Regions from separate parts of the Homo sapiens genome. Here region 1 is linked to region 2. Evidence: chromatin contacts called from ENCODE Hi-C or POLR2A ChIA-PET data. All regions are on one chromosome and are shown on one strand. Each heading gives the region's core, a stretch centred on a gene start or an enhancer-like site at or near the end of the contact. The rest is flanking DNA. Distances are from core to core; before and after follow the strand shown. Region 1 overlaps CACNA1C (calcium voltage-gated channel subunit alpha1 C). Region 2 overlaps CACNA1C (calcium voltage-gated channel subunit alpha1 C).

Region 1 (6,397 bases), core at 1,270-3,769, 71 kb before region 2:
AATTTTGAAATTATTCTCTAAATTAAAAGAGAAGCTATTATTGATATGGGGGGAAGCATTTTTCCTATAAAACAATCTGTAACTCATAATAAGATAATCAGATTGGATCATAAAACCTGTTAAACCTGTTTAGCATGATGGGTATGCTAGCTCAACTTGGGGGTGTGTTGGGGGAAAGGGACAAGAAGGAAAGAAGTTCCCTTCATTTCCTTGGGCCTAGGATAAGCCCTCAAGAGCCCTATTCCACCCCCAAGGGCACCTCCTCCAAGGCTCCTGCTATTCTCATGCTTCCTGGGCCCTGTGTCCTGGATGCACAGGCATACCGGGTCGCTCGCTGCTCCAAAGTTACCCACTTCACACCAACCTTGCCAACCCTAACCCTATCTCTCAGACATCACCCAGTCTCTGGGGAGCAAAAGAATGGCATCTGCCAAAAGAACAGCTGAGATGAGCCACCGGTGGTCAGTGTCACTGACTGGAGGGAGGGGGACCATGGTTCCAGCTGTATCAGCTTCATGGGGGTGGGGGTGGGGGGACATTTCTGGTATGCAGCCACTTTTGGCTCCAGTGCATCCTGAGCCACACAGCCAGGACCTGTGGACGGCATGTGTCCATTGGCCTTGGCATCTATCTCAGACAGACCCTTGTGCACAAGGCGCCCACCCTGGGGTCTCTTCTTGCTATGGACTGCATGGGGATGCTATTATGCCTATACAGATGTCCGTTTTCTTCATTTACCGATTCTCTGACTTACTGATTCAGAAGACGTTTGCTGCTAATTAGCCCCTTGCCAGACATCAAGGAGGGGTCAATAGTTAAAAAACGAGTTGCCCTCTCCTCCCCCCATGTAGCCAGCACTGGGGTCTAAAGTTGGCGTGGCATGCTCCTGCCAAGTCCTGCCTGGCTGTAGGAAAGGCATGCTGGGGGTAGTGAGGGGGAGTGTAGGGTCCTGGGATAGGACCAGGCTGTGCAGAGAGGGGATTCCAGGCTGGAAGTGTGGACTTAATCCTGGGACAGTCATTCCAGGTGCTGAAGCAGAGAAAGGGGACAATTAAGGAGATCTGCCTGGGGGCTGCCTGTGGGATACTACAGGGGGCTGAGACCAGAGGCAAAGACCAAACCTGAAGTCAGAGGAGGAGGCGTGGTCACCACAGGCTTCAGAGAAGGTGGCCAAGGGCAAAGTGCCTGGTTCAGGAGGGCCAGCTTCTGGCCTCCCCAGTGGTGGGTCCTGGAGGGTGTTACTCAGTTCCTCTGGGCAGCCCACTTTTCCTGAGTGAAACGCACATGATAACTCTGCCCTCGCATCTCAAAGGGGCTGGGTGCATTTAAAGTGCTTTGTTAAACTGTAGAGTGCTATACAAATGTTAGCTATTATTATTAAAGGGCTGAGACAGTATTTTGTCAGCAGCTTAGTTCAGCTTGGTTGAACACGGCACTCCAAACATTTCACCAAATACCAAACAGGACTTTGTTATTTAGGGAAGAGATTCAGGAGCTTTCATGGAACACTGGAACATCTAAACACCAGCGAAAAACACAACTATCCCAGCCTCCATGATAAGCATCTTCACTGTGGCGAGGCTGGAGGGCTGGTGAGCACTGTGACCCTCAGGCTCACGCCCAGAGAAGGCCTACAGTCTTGGGGTGCTTGGCTCCAAAAGGAGTCTAAGTCTGGAGGAAAGGAAAAGGAGGGTGTTCATACGGCCAGAAACAATGGTCCTGGCTAGTCTGTGTTTAGCCAGGTTTACCCTGAATGCTCACTCAGTTCTACAGGGGAAGGGCCTCTCAGGGACTACTGACCATGCAGAACACCTCAGAAACTTGGAATCCCAAAACCTTGGTCTTGGAAGGGCATTGCAGCCAGGCTGCCTCTCTACCTGCTTATCTTCCTCCCACAAGCCTGTGGGCTTCTCGAGGATGGAAACCAGTCCCCTAGTACCTAGCAAAGGACCGAGGACGTAGCCAGCTTCCCATATGCATTGGTTGTTTGGATGGATGGATGGATGGTGAATGGATGAATGAATTCCATAGCATTTCTAATCAAGAAAACACCAATCTGTTGCTTCCCACCTTTCCAGGGGAAGCCACCTTTTCTTGCGGTGTCTTACTCTTAAAAGAGTAGTATCTCATCCTGTGTCCCAACCCTGCCCGACATGGCACTCCACTCGCTCCTTTCTCCCACCACTGCTGCCCATCAGGAGGCTGTTGTGTTAATTCTGAAGGCTGAAGCCACCCAGAAACCTCCGCCCAGATGCCTTAGAGGGCCCCTAAAGAGGAGGAAGTAGCCAGGGGGTTGGCCTCATTTCCCAGCTAGCAGCACCAGCTCTTCCCTGGGTGTGAGCTGAGAATTTTCGGGGACAGGCAAAGAGCCTTCCGGAAGGGCAATAGGTTCCTATTTAAACGGTTGTTTTCATTTGCGTGTTTCACTAAGCACAAAAGCTCCCCTTTAAGCCCTCATCTCATGGTGAACAGACTATTCCTGCCTGTCTGAGTCACATATCTCTGGGCAGCCAGACCTTCTGACTCACTGGTGGTTGAAATCTCAGATTCACAATACCAGAGAGTTGCTAAAAATAGGAATCATGTACCTGGGCCCCAAAATAGGACAGAGTCAAACACGGCTCTTTAAAAACCTACTGCCCAATGTGTAACATAAAAATCAAAGAGGGGCTATACTTGTCTTCTTTCATATTATCTTAAATGTAATAAAGCCGTCTCTAATTCCTTTGGAAATCGGCAAAGTAGATGGACCAATACAATAGAAAGATAGGTTGGAATAATCGTGCCTAGTGCACTCTGGTTGTTTTTATTAGAAAATTCTATATCCTTAAATTAGCATAGGGTATTTTCACAGCAGTGGTAGGGAAATGAAGCTTCTCCATCCATGCTTTGCCAGTTTCTCTCTTGGGAATCAATGTGGCTTAAAATAGTAAGGAAATTTTCACTGAGGAACAAAGAGGATGCTTAGGGTTTGTTTTTTTTTTTTTTTTTTGGAGTTGTTTTATATTTCCTTTCAAGGCTTTGAGGTCTCCCTATATTAAAATTTTATAGCTTTTTCCATTACTTGCAAACTGTTTGTACTTGAACAGCCTTAGGATCAGCCTTGATTTTTTTCAGCCTTACTTTTTTTTGGGAAAAACATCTATACCACTTGAAGTATTCTTGACAATTCTGGGCAAAAGTCACAACAACTTTCTTCATCCTGCGTCTCTCCTATAGAAGTTACCATGGCTTCTGGGCCTCTGCTGACCTCACAACAGCCTGCAGGGAGGTTGGGCAGATGTCCTCACTCTGGGTCTACAGATGGGACTCAGATGTGCAGGGAGGAAGCACTCAAAGGGAGGGCCGGTCCCTCACCCAGTGTTTCTGATGCTTGCCCTGTCCTGCACCTGGAAAGGCTGGGAGTAGACACATGTGAAAGAAGAGAACAGAGCAGACCTGCCTTCCAGGGACAGGAGGGAGCCACGCTGTGCATGTCCTGCTCTGTCTGATGGCTGCCACCCGTGGAAAGGTGCTGCCATTCTGTCTTCCATACCTGCACATCTTTCTACATTATGTTTAAGGTTTTTTTTTTTTAACTAATATGCTCTACAGAGCAGATGACCTAAAGAAAATCACCCTGGAGATTGTCTCAAGAGGAAGGAAATGGCTCTTGACATCGTAAATCACAGATGTTTGTTTTCATGGTGTTTTAAATTCCAGTGACTTCCGGAAGGTGGGAGCCTGCAGGCATGGCGGAAGAGACCACTGAGTTATGGATCATAAATCACTGGGGCCACTTGTGGAACCCAGCCTAAAATCGCCAGCAGCCAAGATGAGGCTGCCGGGTGAGTGAGGGGGAAGACAGGGGATCACAGTCACACTTTGGCCAGCTGGGACAAGGTAAAATGGCACTATGTGTGGCTGAGATACTAGAACCTCCAAACCCAGAGCATCTCAGAATAGGGTTGAGGCTCATGAGAGGCCACTGCTAGCTTGGAAGCAGGCGTGGGAGTCCCTGGAATGGGTGCCTCAGCCTGGGGCCATTGGATAGGTCTATGGGGGAAAAGCTTAAAGAGAACGTGCAAGAAGCTCTGATAATGAAGCTTAGACATTTAAGAAAGGCGTTACGGTCTTATCTTTCTTGAACACACAATGGAAACCCCAAACCATGACATTTCTATCTAATTTAGGAGGGAAATAAATTGCCAAGAGTTGATGGTGGCAGGCCTTTAGTTGCTGTCATCTCATTTAATCCTTGCATCATACAATGGGACAGTTTATTTATTCTCTTAATTTTATAGCTGAAAAAACTGAGTTTCAATGAAGTTAAAGAATTTGCTGGAAGTCACACAGCTAAGAAATAAAGTCAACATTGAAAAAAATATTATTTTGTAGAAACGGGGCCTCACTATGTAGTCCAGGCCGGTCTCAAAGTCCTGGCCTCAAGAAATCCTACTGTCTTGGCATCCTGAGTCACTGGGACTATGGGCGTGAACCACCGTGCCTGGCTGGAGTCAGTATCTGAACCATGACTTGCCAGACATCCAAGCCCACTTCGCCTCACTACAGCACAATTCCTCTCTAGGACATGTGCCCAGTCTGCTAGTTGGAAGTTGAGCATCCTAATGAACCAGCGCTCCTGTCCTTTTGAGCCTAGAATGAGTTCTTTTGACTCAACCCATGGCAACCTTTTCCCTGGCTTTCTCTCTCCTCAGTTCCAGTAGAGTGACTGGCATATGCTGGTAAATGTCTGCTGAACTGCAGTAATGCTGTGGCACCTTCACTTCAGGGGGCCTCCTCTAGAATAAGACATCATGAGTGGCCAAATGGCTTCCACCCACTTTCTGCCTTGTGTAAATCTTTTTCACTAGGTGGGGGTAACCTGAAGGAGAAGGATTTATAAGCATGGAGGGCCCACCTCTTGTAGGCAAATTCATCTTCTGAGGCAGGAAGCAGCATTAGGAATGATCTAGCCCATCTCCTTGCCCCAGGGTGAGACAATAAGGGATCTTCCACTCTGCCCAGCATCGTACTGTTTGCAGAAGGAGTAAGAAGGGATAAAGAGGAAGTTAGAAGACTGACCTAGTCACCAATGACGGGAGGCAAGTAACTTGATTTCCCTGAGCCTCAGTTTCCTTTCCTAAGGGAAGTAATTCCTGTCTTGTCTTTCTTAGGGAGTTCTTGTGAGACCCTAAGGAGGGCTGTGTGCCACAGAGCTTTGAACATCAAAAAGAGCTACACAAATGGCAGGCATTTCTTCTCCAGGCTCTCTGGGGAGACAGTGAATGGTGTCTTTGTGTGATTCATTTTGTGTTGATTCACTCTTGCTGTCAGAAAGGCTTCTGAATGCCAACCTCCATCTCTCTCTGCAGCTGTCCCCTGTCGTTACGCCTTGTGAGGTGACGGAGAACAAGGGGTCAGAATCACCCTAACAAGGCTGCATCCACTGCTACTGGAAGGAGGCTGGATGGCGCGGTCATGCTTCCTATGCACAGGCATACAGTTTGCCTTCCCCTTAGGCCACTGTGGGATGAGAATTCCAGGAGAAAACGCAGGAAGGATGCTTGTTATTTAATAACAAGCTTGAGGAAATCACAACAGAGAGGAGGAAGCAAACAGGCTGACAAGTCAGGATGGCAGCGTGGGGGCCAGCGCCCCCAGTTCACCCACCATGGGCATGATCCAGGAGGCCAGGCAGGGCTGGAATTAAGAGCACAGGTTTTGGAGTCTCCCAATCTCACCTGGAATTCCAGCCGCACCTCTTACTACACACTGGCCTTGGGTAAATCATTCTGTCTCTCCAATACTTAGTGTTCCTTATCCACTAGGGGGATTAAATGAGATTCCGGAGTGCCCAGCACACAGCCCATCAAGACCTGTAGGTGTGCCACACTCCACGTTGTCACCATGACATCAGCAACCCCTCCTCTTCCCCCACGGAGTCTTCCCCACTTTCTGAAGTCTGAAGAACTGGGACTGGAACATGTCCAAGGGGCTGCTCGTCACTGCCGGAGGGATAACTGTTCAGACACTGTCGTCACACAGTCACAGAAAGACTCAGAACTTCATTGCTACTTTATTTGTTGTTTTCTGCCTTTAGGATACTTCCTTATGATAAAAAATGTGATATTACTAAAAAAATATTAAAAAGTAGGGAGAAATGCTACCAAGTATACTCCACATTTTGGCTTACTTTCTTCCAGATTTATAATGCGTATTTTGGATGTAATTGAGATTCTACTGCATGTACATTTTATTCTGGTATTTCACAGGACATGATAAGGTAAGCATGCTGTCATGCTGTTAAAAACTCTTCAGAGACATCATTAAATGGGCACATCCTATTCCATGGTAGGGCTACACCAGGCCCCCATTGTTAAATATTTAAATTGTCTCCAATATTTTACTGTTGGAA
Region 2 (5,962 bases), core at 2,897-5,396:
GAAGTCATTTTCCTCATTGCTCACCCTTCCCTGAGTAGACGCGGAGGCATTTTGTAACTGTCAGTGTTTTGACAAAGCATGAGTATTTAATCATGTGCCCGCTACTCCCTGTAACCCACACGGCACACAGGCTTGCTGGTACCTGCTGCCAGGGCAGGACAGTGGGCAGAGAGCCGGCAAGCACCCAAGACATCCGACCCTGGGCAGGGGGTGGGGACAAAGCCAAGGAGGTAAGACTCTCCCTTTCACAAGATGCTCAGAGTCTGCCCAAGGCCGAGTCTGTCTTCCATTCCACTTCAGGAAGGGAATGCTCAGCCCGGAATGAACAGCACCAAGATTAACTGGGACAGAAAGGACCATCTCGTTCTATCCCTTGCCTCTTCCGGAACTAAATCATCTTTGGCAGATGGTGTTTCTAGCCACAGTCTCCCGGGGAACCTCCCCCAGCGCCTAGCAACCTTCAGCATTGGGGAGCCCTTCCCGTGGTTTGGTCTAAATGCCCACGATGCTCCCAGGCTCAGGGGTCCACACTCCTCTGTCCATTAGGGTCCCTCAGAGGAACCCTCCCCCCAGGACACCACAGGTCCAACTGTTCCCTCGCTGGGAGCCCTTGGCCATCCCACCATGGGGCGAATGTGACCTCCCACTCCAGCCAACACTCCCCACACCCCCAGCCTGCCCAGGAGCATTTGCTTTTCAAAACTTCCCTTTCTTAAAAAAGACACAATTTTCCAAAGCCCAGGGAGTTAATCCATGAAATCTTCTGGAACAAGAGCAGCTGGCCCAGGCCTTGGATAAGTCGATCAACAAACATGCCAGAGCCCCGTGTGGTTCAAAACATTCTTTGTTCCAGCCACCGAGCCTGGATCTCGCTGGATCCTGCCGGTGAGTTGGCTTCTCAAAGTCACACCCCTCTGGCTGTCGACCCCACCCCTGCCATACCCTTGAAAGCTAAACCCTCTTCAGAGGGACCACATCATCACTTTCCCCTCAGTCTTTCCCTCTTTCAGAAACCACCTGAAGTGAAAATGTTTGGAGCCAGTCAAGGTTTGCTGACAATGGAAACAAACCAGTCCCTGGCACAAGGCACAGGCTGCTCAGTGTAAGTGGAGGCCCCATATGGTTGTTATTCTGGGAGAGAATCAAAGAACCTAAAAACCTGCTTCTTAGATGACAACAGGGGGAAAAACACACAAAAAAACCTGTTTTTTAAATACCCATTCTTCATTTTATGTGCAATCGATCCTGAACAGTGTCAGATGTTTGGCGGGTGCTCCGAGACCAAAAGAACAGTGGAAAAAAGGACTGGCGAGGCCAGCATGATTTCCCAAGTATCACCAGGGGGAATACCCCTCCCAGATGTGCCACAGGGAAGGAATTCCAGCAGGCTCCTTCCTCGCTGCCCTCCGCAGACACATTCCAACCCCCCTGCTCAGAGAGGGCGGGAAGCTGAGTGCAGCTGCCTGGCAAGGCTGAGCATCCTACTCTGGGATGAAGGAACTCTGGAAATTCATTTGCCCTTCTTATTATTCTGTTCTTTTACCTGAACTCTCTCTGGCTGGAGCTGAGCTTCGGGTTCTTTCTCCCTCTCAGCCTCAGTTTCTCATCTGTAAAATGGGCATGGCTGGAGGCCGTTATGAGAGATAGGATTCCATGTATCTTCATGGGGGCAGATGGTGAATCCGGCAGGTGCTCAGCTGTTTCCTCCCTGCCCAGTCCTGCCCACACCCTTTTCCCAAGCTTCCAAGGAGGCTCTGACAAGTACTGTACAAGAAGGCTTTGTTCCCTAGTTCCTAGTTGAGTGATCTAGGGCACAGCACTTAACCTCTCCTGACCTCAGTTTAGTCATTTTTAACTGGGGAGAATAATTATATATTATGAACCCAAAGCTCAGCTCCAGCCTGAGAGAGTTCAGGTGAAGGAACTGAATAATAAGAAGGGTAAATGAATTTCCCGGGTTCTCCTTGCCAGGCAGCTGCACCCCCTTGACTGCATGAACATTTCTTAAGCGCCCACCGTGGGCCAGGCACATGCTGGGCTTTGGAAACACAGCGCCGGGCAATACCCGTAGAACCCCTGCTCTCACAGAGACACTACACAAACCAGCCAAAGTCCACGTGAAGTAATGTGTGATTACAAATCCGGCTACATTTTATGGAGGTTTTAAAAAGGAAAGGAAGAAAGGTCCTGGCTCAACATAAGCGTTTAATAAATAACAGATACTCCTGTTATCACTGTGAGTAACCAGTCAGTGTAGCTTCATTATCCCTTGGTTGACAGAAGAGCAAAGAAAAGCTCAGAAGAGGTAAGTACATTTCCCTAGGCAGCACAGCCTGAAGAGAAACACTGGAATTCACACCCAGGCCTGCCCAGCTCGAGCCCTTACTCCTCCCTCTGTGTCCCATGGCCTCTGTGTTTCATAGGTAGACTCCCTTGCAGCTTTCCTAAGAATTTCACATGATCTCACTTGATCCTTATAACATTCCTTGAAGTGGGAAGACTTACTGTTATCCTATTTCTGCTTCTAGGGAAACTAAGTCCAAGGTCACTCACTTACCAAACCAGAGCCAGGTCTATTTTCACTACAAGACCAAATCAGTTCCTGCTTCTCTTGGAACCCAATGCACCTTCCCAACTCCCAGGTCCATAAAGGGAGCAGGAGTGCAAGCACATCATGCCAGCCCTGGCAGTGACAACCTTGAAAGTCCCAGGTTCCATCTAACAGGTGTGCCTAGAGCACGAGAGGGTCACTGCAGAAGGAGCATGAGAACAGGTGTTGGAGGTTGCAGCATGCCCAAGGCCCTGCAACCCCCAGGTCAATATGCTCAGCTTAATTATTTCCAGGACCTGGCCAGTGGCTGGTGCATCCCACTAGGAGCTCCATCAAAATAACAAGGCCATATGCCCCCAGTACTGCCCGCCCGGCCCATTCTCAAATGCCAGCAGGCTCGAAGGCATTGTTCTGGAGGTGGAGGAAGGGAAAAAGTGAGGCTGCTTTGGGGAAAAACAGGGGCTTTGGGGCAGGGAGAATGTGTTTTTGCCCAATGATGGGCACATGGCAAGCCACATGCCTGCTCATCCTGCCTTGGTTGCCTGAGTTTCTGAGCTCTTTGATAGCAGAATAGAATTGCTACTCTGTGTCCACGGAGCCCAACGATGAGGCATTTATCTCATCAGATTGTTAAGATACAGTGTGGGTGTTTGGATGTCATTACTGCATGGATAGGAGCGTGGAGCGCAGGGGGGCAGAGATGCTGAGATAAATAACACAGGATCCTTTAAAAATACACTGGGAACCAGGAGGCTACAGAGAACTGCAGGAGGTCTGAGCCAAAAGGGGCTCCAGAGATTGCTGGGCCACCCAGCTCTCCCTCTCTGTGGGAGACTGAGGCCCAAAGGGGGCGGGAGCACTCAGGCTGACAGAAAGGAAGGGGTGGAGCACACTGGAGCCCCCGCGTCTTCATCCTTGCTACCAGGCACATTCCATTGCACCATGGGTTTATGCTCTGGCATCCCCAGCAGAGAAAAGATGATGGCAGAGAAACCACTGCACAGCGTCACCCTGCATTTGCAGGGAAGATGGTCCCCTGGGGGATGCTATTCAGCAACCACAGAACAAAGAGGTTGGACTATCTGTAATGAAGGGACAGGGGTGTGGGAGGAGAATGAGATAGGGTACAGGAGTCCTGGATCCTTGCCAACGTTCCAGCCCCCCACTCTGCAGTAAGGTGGAAGTAGAGGAAACCACAACGCCAGATAGAGAGGGCATCTGCCCCTTTAGCCTTGGGATGAAGCATCAAGCACCTCTGGTTTTAGAGACCCAGGCCTAAGTTTTGTCCCTGAAACAGGAGTGGAACAAATGCTCCCGTGTGCTGTTTCCAGCTCTGTAATTCACAACTACAGTTGAGGAGCAGAGGGTCGGGAGTGCTTCACCTAGATAGCCAGACATTTGCGGTAACTAACTGTTCCCTCCCAAAGCCTGTGCAGAAGGTCAGCATCACTCTATCCACCCCCAGCAGGCCAAGGGCCTCCCTCAGGCCAGCAAAGATGCTGATCTTCAAACTCACTGTCCTGGAATCCCTGGTATTGTTGCTTAATTCACCAGGTCACTTGAGGGTAGGAATGACCTCAGCTCATCAGGCAGGCGTCCTAGAGCTGATATTTAAGGAGAAATCCAGAGGCTTAAGAAGTAGTCAAGAAAAAGGCAGCTCAGACAACGGGAAGGACAGAAGGGTTTGCAGAGAGTGAAAGGAGCCAACGCAGGATAGGGCAAGCCAGAGCAAACAGCTCTGGGCTGGGGTGGAGGTGGACTCTGGCAAATGGAGAAGAACTTGGGATGGAACTAACTCTCTGCCCCACCAAGGGCATGGGGAATAGCAAAGCCAAAGGGGGGCCATCAATTTTAAGCAAGATATCTCTTGAGGAAGTACTCGCTGCCAAGGGAGTCCATGTTTCATCAGCCAGTGGGCAGATTTGACTGGATTGCCAAAAGGGCTGGCTGGCCTCCGGGCTGCCAATCATTCCCCAAACCCTGATCGGGCAGTAAAAAACCCATGTGGAAGAGGGTTAGGGAGAAACAGGAGGAACCACGAGCACACAGCCATCTCTGAGCCACAGCATTTAGGAAAATGCTCTCAACTTGGCATGATTGCAAGGGTTAAGTGATTTGCCCTAGGTCATGAAGCTTCTAACTTGGACAAGTCCCATCATCTCCCTGGACCTCAGTTCCCCCATCTGTAAGAGGAGGGAGTTGAACGGGATGCTTTCTGCAGTTCTTGTCAGTGCAGACATTCTGCAGGTCTAATCAAGGGCTTCTGATCTGCCAATTTCATCTCCCTGGATTACTGTGGTTATCTGAAGACAGGCCCAAGGGAACAACAGAGCCAGAGGGCTGATCTGAGAAAGGCAGAGCCTGCTCCTCTTTGAGAGCCCCCTGGAGCCCTTGCAGAGGCATCCCCAGGCTTAGGAGGCATCACTATACAGGAGAGTCCATTCCAGTTCCAGCGGGGTCCTCACCCTACCCCTACTCCCTGGGAGTCACACCTGTGAGGTAAGCTTTGAGCCCTGCCTCTTGCCACCCGTGAGTGCAACAGGGGCTCTGCAGCACCACCGGGGTGGAGGGGTGGATACCCCAGGCTACTCTGCTGCTCTTTGGGATTAAGCTCAGGGTTAGAGGCTGGCTCTGAGATTTCCTTTCCTTTATGCATTTGATCTCCGAGGCAGGACTTGGCTGAACAAGTGCTACTGCTGCTGTTTCCCTCTTTCCTTTGCACATCCTGGGTCTTTCTGCCTGCTCCAGCCTAGACCTCTACAGTCAGTCTCTACTTGGGCATCTCAAACTTGGCATGTCCAAACCCCAATTCTTGAGCCTCCCCCACCCCAACCAGCTCCTGCCCATCTCGGATCATGGTGACTCTCCAGCCTTCCATTCACTCAAGCCAAGATATAGAGTCCATCTTCCCTCTTCCTTTGTTCATACCTCATGTCCGGTCTGTTAGCAGATCATTTCTGGTGTACTTCTAGAATGTATCAAGGATCTAGCAACTTCTCTCCACCTCCACCTTTATCACTCTGGTCCAAGCTGCTAACATCTGCCTCTTGGATTACTGATCCAGCCTCCTGACTGACCGTCACACTTCTACCAACACCGAGAAGCTCCCAGCAATGATTCTCTTTCAAAACAGATCAGTCACTCCTTTGCTAAAAAGCCTCCACTAGCTTCACACTTCACCCCAAGTTAGCACCACAGTCATCACAATGACTTACAAGACCCTAAGTGCCCTCTGTTCCTCACTGACCTCACCTCTGAGCACTTGCTGTGTTCCAGCCATACCTGCCTCCTCCCTGCTCCTACCTGAGGGCCTCCGCACCTGGCCCTCCTGCTCCCAGACACGCTGGGCATACTCCCACCTGAGGGCCTCCGCACCTGGCCCTCCTGCTCCCAGACACGCTGGGCATACTC

Evidence for each region. A loop is a pair of places that touch in the nucleus more often than their neighbours do. ChIA-PET counts read pairs that join two places held with the same protein, here RNA polymerase II (POLR2A). Pooled maps may share reads with other maps.
Region 1: a map of ovary shows a loop between it and region 2 (6-fold over the local background). The contact joins two enhancer-like sites. A Hi-C loop is called at or near these places in 1 of 168 maps with a recorded cell type or tissue (ovary) and 2 of 50 pooled maps. POLR2A ChIA-PET finds 5 or more read pairs at or near these places in 3 of 52 experiments (AG04450, HEK293 and Panc1).

Annotation. Positions count from the first base shown.
Region 1 is chr12:2,332,618-2,339,014 of GRCh38, reverse strand. All of the region lies in intron 3 of CACNA1C (calcium voltage-gated channel subunit alpha1 C), which reads right to left. Among named protein-coding and RNA genes, the nearest start is that of CACNA1C-IT3, 66 kb to the right of the region's middle. RefSeq lists an enhancer at 1,053-1,553. Within about 2 kb of position 2,519, at least 15 of the 41 ENCODE cell types and tissues checked have a DNase peak (open chromatin) inside an H3K27ac peak, as active enhancers do.
Region 2 is chr12:2,263,220-2,269,181 of GRCh38, reverse strand. The region is part of intron 3 of CACNA1C (calcium voltage-gated channel subunit alpha1 C); the gene reads right to left. Among named protein-coding and RNA genes, the nearest start is that of CACNA1C-IT3, 3.6 kb to the left of the region's middle. Within about 2 kb of position 4,146, at least 3 of the 41 ENCODE cell types and tissues checked have a DNase peak (open chromatin) inside an H3K27ac peak, as active enhancers do.